Linked DNA regions of Homo sapiens: region 2 is linked to region 1. Evidence: chromatin loops called from intact Hi-C (ENCODE). Cell type or tissue: heart right ventricle. All regions are shown on one strand. Links, peaks and the distances in the headings refer to the core of each region. The heading gives the core; the rest is flanking DNA.

Region 1 (4,382 bases), core at 72-4,071:
GCAATTCTCCTGTCTCAGCCTCCTTAGTAGCTGGGACAACAGGCACGTGCCACCCATGCCCAGCTAATTTTTGTATTTTTAGTAGAGATGGGGTTTCATCATATTGGTCAGTCTGGTCTCGAACTCCTGACCTCAGGTGACCCACCCACCTCAGCCTCCCAAAGTGCTGGGATTACAGGCGTGAGCCACCGCACCCAGCCTATTTTATTATTATTATTTTGAGATAGTATCTTATTCTGTCACCCAGGCTGGAGTGCAATGGTGCAATCATAGCTCACTGCAGCCTCACCCTCCTGCGCTGAAGCGATCTTCCCACCTTAGCCTTCTGAGAAGCTGGAACTACAGGTGCACACCACCATGCCTGGCTAATTAAAAAAAAAATTATAGAAATGTGGTCTTGCTTTGTTGTCCAGGCTGGTCTCAAACTCCTGGCTTCAAGCGATCCTCCCACCTGAGCCTCTCAAAGTTCTGGGATTACAGGCGTGAGCCACCATAGCTGGCCTAAAGGCCCTTATTGCTCAAAGTATCTATAAAGTACCTACCCCTTTACATGTGTGCTTTGTCCAGAAGATGGTCTCAGGACAGCCCTGGGGACAGATTTTAGCAAAATCTCAACATAGTTTTCTGTTACTCAATGCTCAATTGTTTCTTTATCTTTTGTCATTTGTTCAGTCGATTTGTTTATTCTTGTTTTTTGGCAACTAGAAAGTCATTTAGCAAACAAATACTAGGTTAATAAAAATGTGTAGGTCAGTAGGTTTTAAAGAAAAGAATGTAGACACTAGTATTTTGTTATTGTTTCGCTGCTTCTCTCAGAATTATCCTTATTTCCTATAGTGTTAATTAGTCATATTTTGGTCTTATCACACTCCAATAAAGGTAAAGAGGTTGGGCTTGGGGCTCACACCTGTAATCCCAGTACTTTCGGAGGCCAAGGTGGGAGAATCACTTGAGCCCAGGAGTTCAAGACCAGCCTGGGCAAAAACATAGTGAGACCTCCCCGGCCCCAATCTCTACTGGAATTTTTTTTTTTGAGACAGAGTCTCGCTCTGTCACCCAGGCTGGAGTACAGTGGTGCGATCTCGGCTCACTGCAACCTCCATTTCCCGGGGTAAGATTCTCCTACCTCAGCCTCCTGAGTAGGTGGGATTACAGGCACGCACCACCATGCCCAGCTAATTTTTGTATTTTTAGTAGAGACGGGGTTTCACCATGCTGGCCAGGCTGGTCTCAAACTCCTGACCTTGTGATCCACCCACCTTGGCCTCCCAAAGTGCTGAGATTTACAGGCGTGAGCCACTGTGCCTAGCTGAAAAATTTAAAATTAGCTGGGCATGGTGGTACATCCCCGTAGTCCTTGCTACTCAGGAGGCTGAGGTGGGAGAATCGCCTGAGCCCAGGGATTCGAGGTTGCGGTGAGCCGTGATCATGCCACTGCACTCCAGCCTGGGCCACAGAGCAAGACCCTGTCTCAGATAAATAAATAAATAAATAAATAAATAAATAGTAAGGAAGAAACTTGAAAATACATATATATTCTTAATAAATACTTAATTTGTGGTTTTATTGAGTTATTGGAGTCCCATGCCATAGGCCCTTCAAAAGTACATGTCCTCCCAAGAAAAATATTTAATTACAGTAACAAGCAGTAAATTGATAAAAGAACAAGAGGGCCAGGGTACACAGGAATTGTTTTATTGCCTTTTCCATGTCTCAGGCATTCTATAATTGTCTACTTCATCCATGTTCTGAAGCTAATTATTTATTCCATCCCCAGGATAAAGTTAGGTCTCTTGGTTTAACTTTGTATTTGCAGGTTTGACCTAATTCCTTGCCGGCTCATAATATAATTAAAGTTGGCATTTCCTTCTCTTATCCGCCCTCCCCACTCCCCGGCTTTCCCTCCCCGCTGTGTGCCTGTTTATCACTAGATGGTGCTAAGACTTGGGTTATAGCTGCCAGAGACTCTGGGAAAGTTGTTCAGGAGCCAAGCAGGCTGGAATTTGAGAACTGGAAGATGCCTTCAGAGCTCATCCGGACAGCACTTTTGTTTTACAAATGAGGAAACAGAAACTCAGTGAAAATAAGTAATTTGTCAGAGACCCAGAGATCTCTCCCCTCCTTTTTTTTTTCTCTTTCTTATCTGTTAATAGCTTCCAGTGTTACCTCATCACCCAGGAAGGAGCACAGCTCAGAGAGCAACAAGGTCAGAGTTGCTTTGCAGAAAGCACTTTGGCAGCTGCATGGTACCATTCATTGATTCATTTATTCATTCCAAAAGCAGTTATTGGGTACCTACTTTTTGCTTTGCATAGTGCTAGACGTTGGGAATAAAAATCAGATGAGAATTCCTAGGATTCTAGGAATTCACATTCTCTTAGGAAATACAGAAATGCAAAAAAAAAAAAAAAAAAAAAAAAGAAAGAAAGAAAAAGAAAAACAAACAAACAAACAAAAAAAACAAAAATCACCCCCTAAATCAAAGATGCTATAATAGACGTGATTATAGGACACTCTGGTCACTTGGAGGAGTTTGCAGCCAGCTGCATTCATAATTCAAAGGGAAGATTTTGGTGAGCTAACATTGGAGGCTGAAGCGCATATCGGATCTTGTAGGCAGAGGAATGGGAGGGAGGGCAGTCCAGGCAGACAGCATCATGGGTGAAGGCTTGGAGAGCTGGTGAGGCTTGGTGGAGACAGCAGCTGATTGTGGCTGATGACCAAAGGGCAGGGTCAAAGGGGCAGGTGGTAATCTGGGAAGGAGGGGACGGACTTCATCCGAGGTGTCATGTTCAGGAATTTGTACTTTATCCTGAAGGCTACAGGACAACCCAGTAAAACGTATTGCTCGGAAAATGGCACAGATGGAGTTTCTTTTCAGGAAGAACACTCTGACAGCTGCATGGAAGCCCAGACACCAGGAAACCCTCAGATTGGAGGCTGGTGTCCCGGAGCAGTGCAAGGTAAGGGCCTGGCTGGGTTGGGGCAGTGGGAATGGGAGGAGGAGGCCTGTTGGAGAGAAATTTCAGAAGCAGGACTGACAACATCTTTTTGAAAAACAGTGATTGGGATTGTAGCTAATATTCTTAGAAGATGGTTACCACTCTGGTATTTGAATTACTTATAAAACATTGAAGGGATGAAATTTTAATTGAATACACATATTACTTGAATACAATTTTTGAAATTATTTTTAAAATACAACTTAATGGCAGTATAGTAATCCTCCCTTATCCACAGTTTTGCTTTCTGAGGTTTCAGTAACCCTCGGTCAACCAAGGTCCAAAAATATTAAATGGAAAATTCCAGAAATAAACAATTCATGAATTCTAAGTTGCACGATGTTCTAAGTAGCTTGATGAAATCTCAGCCAGGCAAGGTGGCTCACACCTATAATCCCAGCACTTTGAGAGGCTGAGGCGGGAGGATCACTTGAGCTCAAGAGTTTGAGACCAGCCTGGGAAAGACCCTGTCTGTACTAAAAAAAAAAAAAAAAAAGCCAGATGTAGTGGTAAGCACCTGTAGCCCCAGCTACTCAGGACAGAAAATTAAATAATAATAATAATAAGGACGTCAAAAAGCTCCCAGGGAGTAGCAGGTAAGCCCAGCTGCCAGAATTCGCTTCCAGAAGCTCATCCTTGTTCTTTGATGATCTATACATATGACTAGCCAGTACTTCCACTCCTTCAGCTTGAAAATATTTTACCTGTTGGAAAGATTATTATTATTACTATTATTATTTTGAGGCAGAGTTTCACTTTGTTGCCCAGGCTGGAGTGCAGTGGCACAATCTTGGCTCACTGCAAACTCCGCCTCCCAGGTTCAAGTGATTCTCGTGCCACAGCCTCCCAAGTAGCTGGGATTACAGGTGCACACCATCACGCCCGGCTAATTTTTGTATTTTTAGTAGAGACAGGGTTTTGTTAGGCTGGTCTTGAACTCCTGGCCTCAAGTGATCCACCAGCCTTGGCCTCCCAAAATGCTGGGATTACAGGTGTGAGCTACCGCGCCTGGCCTAGGAAAGATTATTTTGATCACATGGCTCCCTTTTGCCCTTCTGGCCCCCAGTACCATGGTGCAAATTGTTTTATGATCGACCCCTGGGAAAGTGGACGCTGGGTCCACGGTCCTTCCTGCCACCTGCAATACATCCTTGGGAACATCCAGACCAGCCATGTGCCCTGATCAGCTTTGTTTCATTTATGAGATTGATAATTAACAAATTAATTATCTAAGGTTGTGCAGTGAGAGAAGGAAAGACATTGAGATAGAAAGTTAATAGTGTCAGAGATGTCCTAACCAGAGTGACTCCATCTTGAATAAAGGCTGGGTAAAGCCAATCCTGCTGGGTAGCATTCCCCATTTCCAGGGGGTTGGTACTG
Region 2 (4,382 bases), core at 367-4,366, 110 kb after region 1:
CCCCGCCCATCCGCCCTTCCCTGCTCACAGTGGGAGCCGGCTTGTCAGACGCCACAGCCCTCGGCACGGGCCCACTCAGCCCCCAGCTCTGGGACCAGTAGCCGCCCTGGATCCATCCGGAGGAAGCTGCAGCCCTCGGGTGAGCCTGGAGTGGCAGTGTGGGTGGGGAGTCTCCCCAGGGTAATAGTCACCAGGCTGCCCTTACCTGGATGGGCTTTCTCTTTTCTTTCCTTTTTAAAAAGTTCTTACACCTTCTCCAGAACCTGTTTTACAACCTCCCCTGCCCCCAGGCAGTAGTCAGGGCAGACAGTGCTGTGTCCGTTCTGCAGGTGGGAAATGGAAGGTCTGTGGGAAGGGGGCAGTGTAAGGAGACCCCAGCCTCTCAGCCGGGGGTGCTGACTCTACCCTGGGACCCTGCTCTCTGAGCATGGGCTGGCTGAGCCTGTGCAGTAAGCCCCCTCCAGAGCAGCCCCTGCAGCCCCCTCCCTGTGCCTCAGCTGCCCCGGGGGTAGAAAGGGCCGGGCTTGCCTACCTCCTAGGTGAGGAGTGAGCCCCGCCACAGGACCGGGACCCAGGGCTCCAGCCCCTGTTTAGCCCAGATCATGGGAGGGCCTGGCCCATCCTTGAGTCCAAAGGGGTAGCAGCAGCAGGGTCTTGTGGGGTACTGGCCCAAGGCAAGCCCACCAGTGAGACGCCTGTCACTTTGATTTCAGCCTGACGGCTGGGGCTGCAGAGTCTCTAGGTGAGTGTGGGGCCTGTGGCCCAGGGCTGCCCGCCTGCCTGCCCGCAGTGGGTTGCAGGGCTGCGCTGGGACGTTCTGCTGTTCAGAGCTGGGTCTAGCCCCTGCTGTCGCTTGTCTATGTGCTTTTGCTGGGTTCCCTCCTGCTCTCGGTGGCAACTGCTGTGGGCTGCCGGTGGGCAAGTGGACAAGAGGCTGATGATCTCATGCCCCTGCAGGGAAGTCGCGGCCACTGCCTGTGTGACGGATGTGACCCCGCTGGGCCTGAAGCTGGGCCCTCACTGGCCTGTCCCTGCTGCAGCGCCAGGACCCCCGGAGGTAGAGGCGAGAGTGGAGGCTCTTCTTCTGCCCCGTCTCCCCTCAAAGATGAGAAACATGTTCAGAAGGAAACGGTGTCTCTCGGCTGTGGCTCTGAGTGCAAATTGCATGGGCGGAAAGGCGGGGGTGGCTGCTCTTCCTGGCAGGCCTGGGCCATCAGCGAACTGGGCCCCGTGAGGAGGGCGGGAGTGTGGAGGAGGGTGGGCCTCTCACCCAGGCTTTCTCGGCCCCTCTCCTCAGCTTGCAGAGCTGGCCAGCCCCCTCCTTAGGGGGTGGGCGAGGAGCCTCTGGGCAGACCCAAGAACCATGGGGACTGGGGTGGGTTGGTGGCACCAATGGCAGCCCTCCCCGCCCCTCTCCTTCAAGGAGGGTTCCCGCAGCTGGGGGGTGTGCGGAGGCGCATGGCCTCCCGCCACGGGGCCGTGCTGTGTTTATGGCTGGCAGAGGCAGCCAGCGGGTGGGGGATTCTGCTGCTCGCTCACCTGCCTGGCTCGCTGGTCTCTCGAATTTTCTTCCCTCTGAAATCCTATTTAAGAACTTTTGGAAGCTTAGCCATTTTTACTTATTAAAATAAAAGAAGCCTTTTTACACAAGTATGGTCTGAAAAAGTTGGTCTGTGAGCCCCTCTTGGTCTGATTAGGGGGACGGGGCACTGGCAGGTCTTGTGGACTCCCCCGCTGGCTGGTCACCCCACAGCCCTCTGGGATCTGTCCTCTAGGTCAGTTAGGGACATGCGTCCTTAACAAACAACTGGGGGGAGCCTGCGCTGTCCCACCCTGGGTCACTTTCTCTGTTGTTTGTGGTCACAGTCGCCTCATGCGGTACCTACCATGTGCCCACGATAACTGACCTCCCAACAGGGGCATTCCTCCATGTTACTGATGGGAAGGAAACTAAGGCTGGAGAGAGCTTCAAAGGCTATCAAAGCCTTGCCCAAACCATGCTGGGCTTCCAGGTTACTGCTGGGCACCACCCACTGCCCACTCTTTGCCCTGGCCTTTTCCCTCTTCAGTGAACTGGCCAGAGGTCCACGCCACCTTCCTCCAGTGCCGAGGACCCTGACCACCCCGGGGCGGGGCTGTACCTGGTCCCTGCCTTGGGAGCAGGAGGGGGCCCACCTGTCGCAGTGCCCACGGAGCAGGGAGCCCTTTCCCGCCAGCCAGTGCTGGGGACTCCAGCAGGGAGTGACAGCTGATCGGAGCCCTGCTCAGAGGAAGGGGCAGGTGCCCTTCTAGTCCTGCCCCTGGAGGCATCCTGGGGGTGTCCATAAGACAGCTTGAGTGTAGCTGAGGTGGGGAGGAACGGGCTGGTGGGGGCCACCCCTAACCTCAACACCCAGTGGTGGAAGGGTGGTTGCCGCCTCCCCTTCCTTCCCAGTCTGCACTGGCTGAACTGGTGCTGTCCCAGAGGCCTGATTCTCTGCTGCCCCCTGCTGGCCACATGGCCCAGAGCCCCACCCCCGGGCTTGGAGGGGGTGTGGCCTCATCTCAAACCATGGGGCAGGCACTCCTGGGCCCGGGGAGCCCTGTGGCCAGCAGAAAACATTCCCCACAAGGAAACCTGGGAATAGTTACAAATTTAATAAAATTTGCCTTATAAATTACAGCAGCAGCCCCAGGGCTCAGTTCGCTGCCCCAAGAAGCAACAGTTGGGCAAAGCTGGGCAGCTATTGCTGGAGAGAGTTGTCTCAAGAGTTCAGGGCTGTAGAGGTGGCCAGGGACCAGCATCACCTCCTCCAGGACGGCCACAGGACAGCAGCAGGGGCCAGGCAGAGGCTCATGGGCCAGTGGGTGCACAAGGAACAGGAGTGGGGGCTGAGGCCAGGCCCTGTGGGCTGCCGAGCGCCCCTGCCCACTGCTTTCCTCAGTCCAGACTGGCCATGAGCAGGTGCAGCTCGCGGAAGGTACTGCCATGGCGGCCGCTCAGGCCTGACTTGCTCTTGACCAGGCCGCTGATGCTCTTAAGCTGCTTGTAGCAGAGCCGGCACTTATGCAGCCTGTAGAGAGGGCAGTGCCTGAGGGGCTAGCTGGCACCACCACCACCCACACCCAACCCCAGGGCCTTTGCTGTCCTAACTGCTCCAGCCCTTCCTCCCAAGGGAAGGCGGAGGCCCAGAGGGGAACCACCCAGGCCCTGCCAGGGATTGTGGGCACAGCCAGGCCATGGAGGAACCCAGCTCTGGCTAAGCCCACCCACACCCTGAGCCATGGCCCCAGACCAACGCCTCCTCTGTACTCTGTCCCAGCAGGACTGTCAGTAAGAGGGGCCCAGGCCTCCAGGCCTTTGTCCCCTCACCTGTTGTGGCACCCCTGCCCCCAACACATGCGCTGCCCTCACCTCTCCTCCCTGCTGATATCCACACCCACAGAGGGTGGGGCCGCCAGCATGTCTGTGATGAGGGGCAGAAACCGCTGCAGGATCAGCTTCAGGGAGGTGCAGCCCGTCTGGACGTAGCTTTAGGGGGAGATGGATGAAGTCACAGATGGACCAAGGGCCACAGACAGAAAGAGAAACAGCAAGGAACAAAGGAGGAGAGGGGCAGAAACAGACACAGACACACCCACACATACACCCACACACGCCTGTTTCCACTCCCACCTCCGGACTGTTGAGGGGCAGCAATGCTTCACAGCCAGCTCACAGGAACACCCAGGCTCTTGGGGGTCCTTCCCATGGTTCTGGAGGAGGCTTCTTACCTCTCCCCTCCCCCTGCTTCAGGCAGGCATGGCTTCCCCACACGCACCTCTCATACTTGCTCTGCAGAAGCTTCTCAATCTGTGGCAGGACGGTGGTGCACAGGTCCAGCTTCCACAGGGAGCTAGGAGAGGCCAGGACATGCTGCCATCAGCCCAGCCCTGCCCCTCCGCCCACTCCCCCTCTGCAGCCACTTACGCTTTCTGGTTGACGATGTTCAGGAGGTCCACCACCACCGACAGGTCGTTGATGGCCACAGCGGAGTCCACCGACGTCTGTGCAAACAGAGCACCGTCAGGGGTGGGGCAGTGGGGGACAGTGTGGCCCTGTGAGGGTGAGGGTGGGGGTACGAACGTGAATGTGGGTGTGCTGATGGGGCTGTGGGTATTCAGCACTGCACCTAACGCAATGAGTGTAAGGCCAGGCATGTAAACAGATGCTCACTAAACGGCAGTCTGTGATGATGATGATGATGGCGGAAACAGATGGTGTGACGTCAGGGATGGCCTATCCCACACTGTCCCCCATGGGTGGCCTCTTCTTGTTCTGCCCCAAGCCCGGGCAGGCAGGTGGCAGGGGCAGGGGGGCGAGATGAGGCCCTGTGCAAGGGTGGGCACTTGCCTTGATGTCG

The links. Peaks named below come from ENCODE experiments on the same cell type or tissue, not always from the same donor. Only the 100,000 strongest peaks of a DNase experiment are listed, where the experiment ranks them.
Region 2: it touches region 1 in a loop (21-fold over the local background); 90 of 110 quality-filtered maps call a loop at or near these places.

Annotation. Positions count from the first base shown.
Region 1 is chr16:57,861,310-57,865,691 of GRCh38, reverse strand. It overlaps a transcript of KIFC3 not described here. Among named protein-coding and RNA genes, the nearest start is that of KIFC3, 61 kb to the right of the region's middle. In heart right ventricle, for the core only: a CTCF peak has its summit at 1,919 (motif pointing right); a DNase peak (open chromatin) is centred at 1,951; H3K27ac peaks cover 886 bases.
Region 2 is chr16:57,755,485-57,759,866 of GRCh38, reverse strand. It overlaps KATNB1 (katanin regulatory subunit B1), which reads right to left. Exons shown (of 20, transcript NM_005886.3): 16 at 4,373-4,382; 17 at 3,950-4,026; 18 at 3,801-3,875; 19 at 3,395-3,511; 20 at 2,623-3,053. The coding sequence ends at 2,921. KIFC3 (kinesin family member C3) reads left to right here. Exons shown (of 20, transcript NM_001130100.2): 18 at 31-139; 19 at 714-742; 20 at 958-1,650. The coding sequence ends at 718. Among named protein-coding and RNA genes, the nearest start is that of MIR6772, 15 kb to the left of the region's middle. RefSeq lists a silencer at 2,408-2,557 and enhancers at 2,356-2,650, 2,239-2,878. In heart right ventricle, for the core only: CTCF peaks have their summits at 2,289 and 2,489 (motif pointing left); a DNase peak (open chromatin) is centred at 2,486; H3K27ac peaks cover 2,221 bases.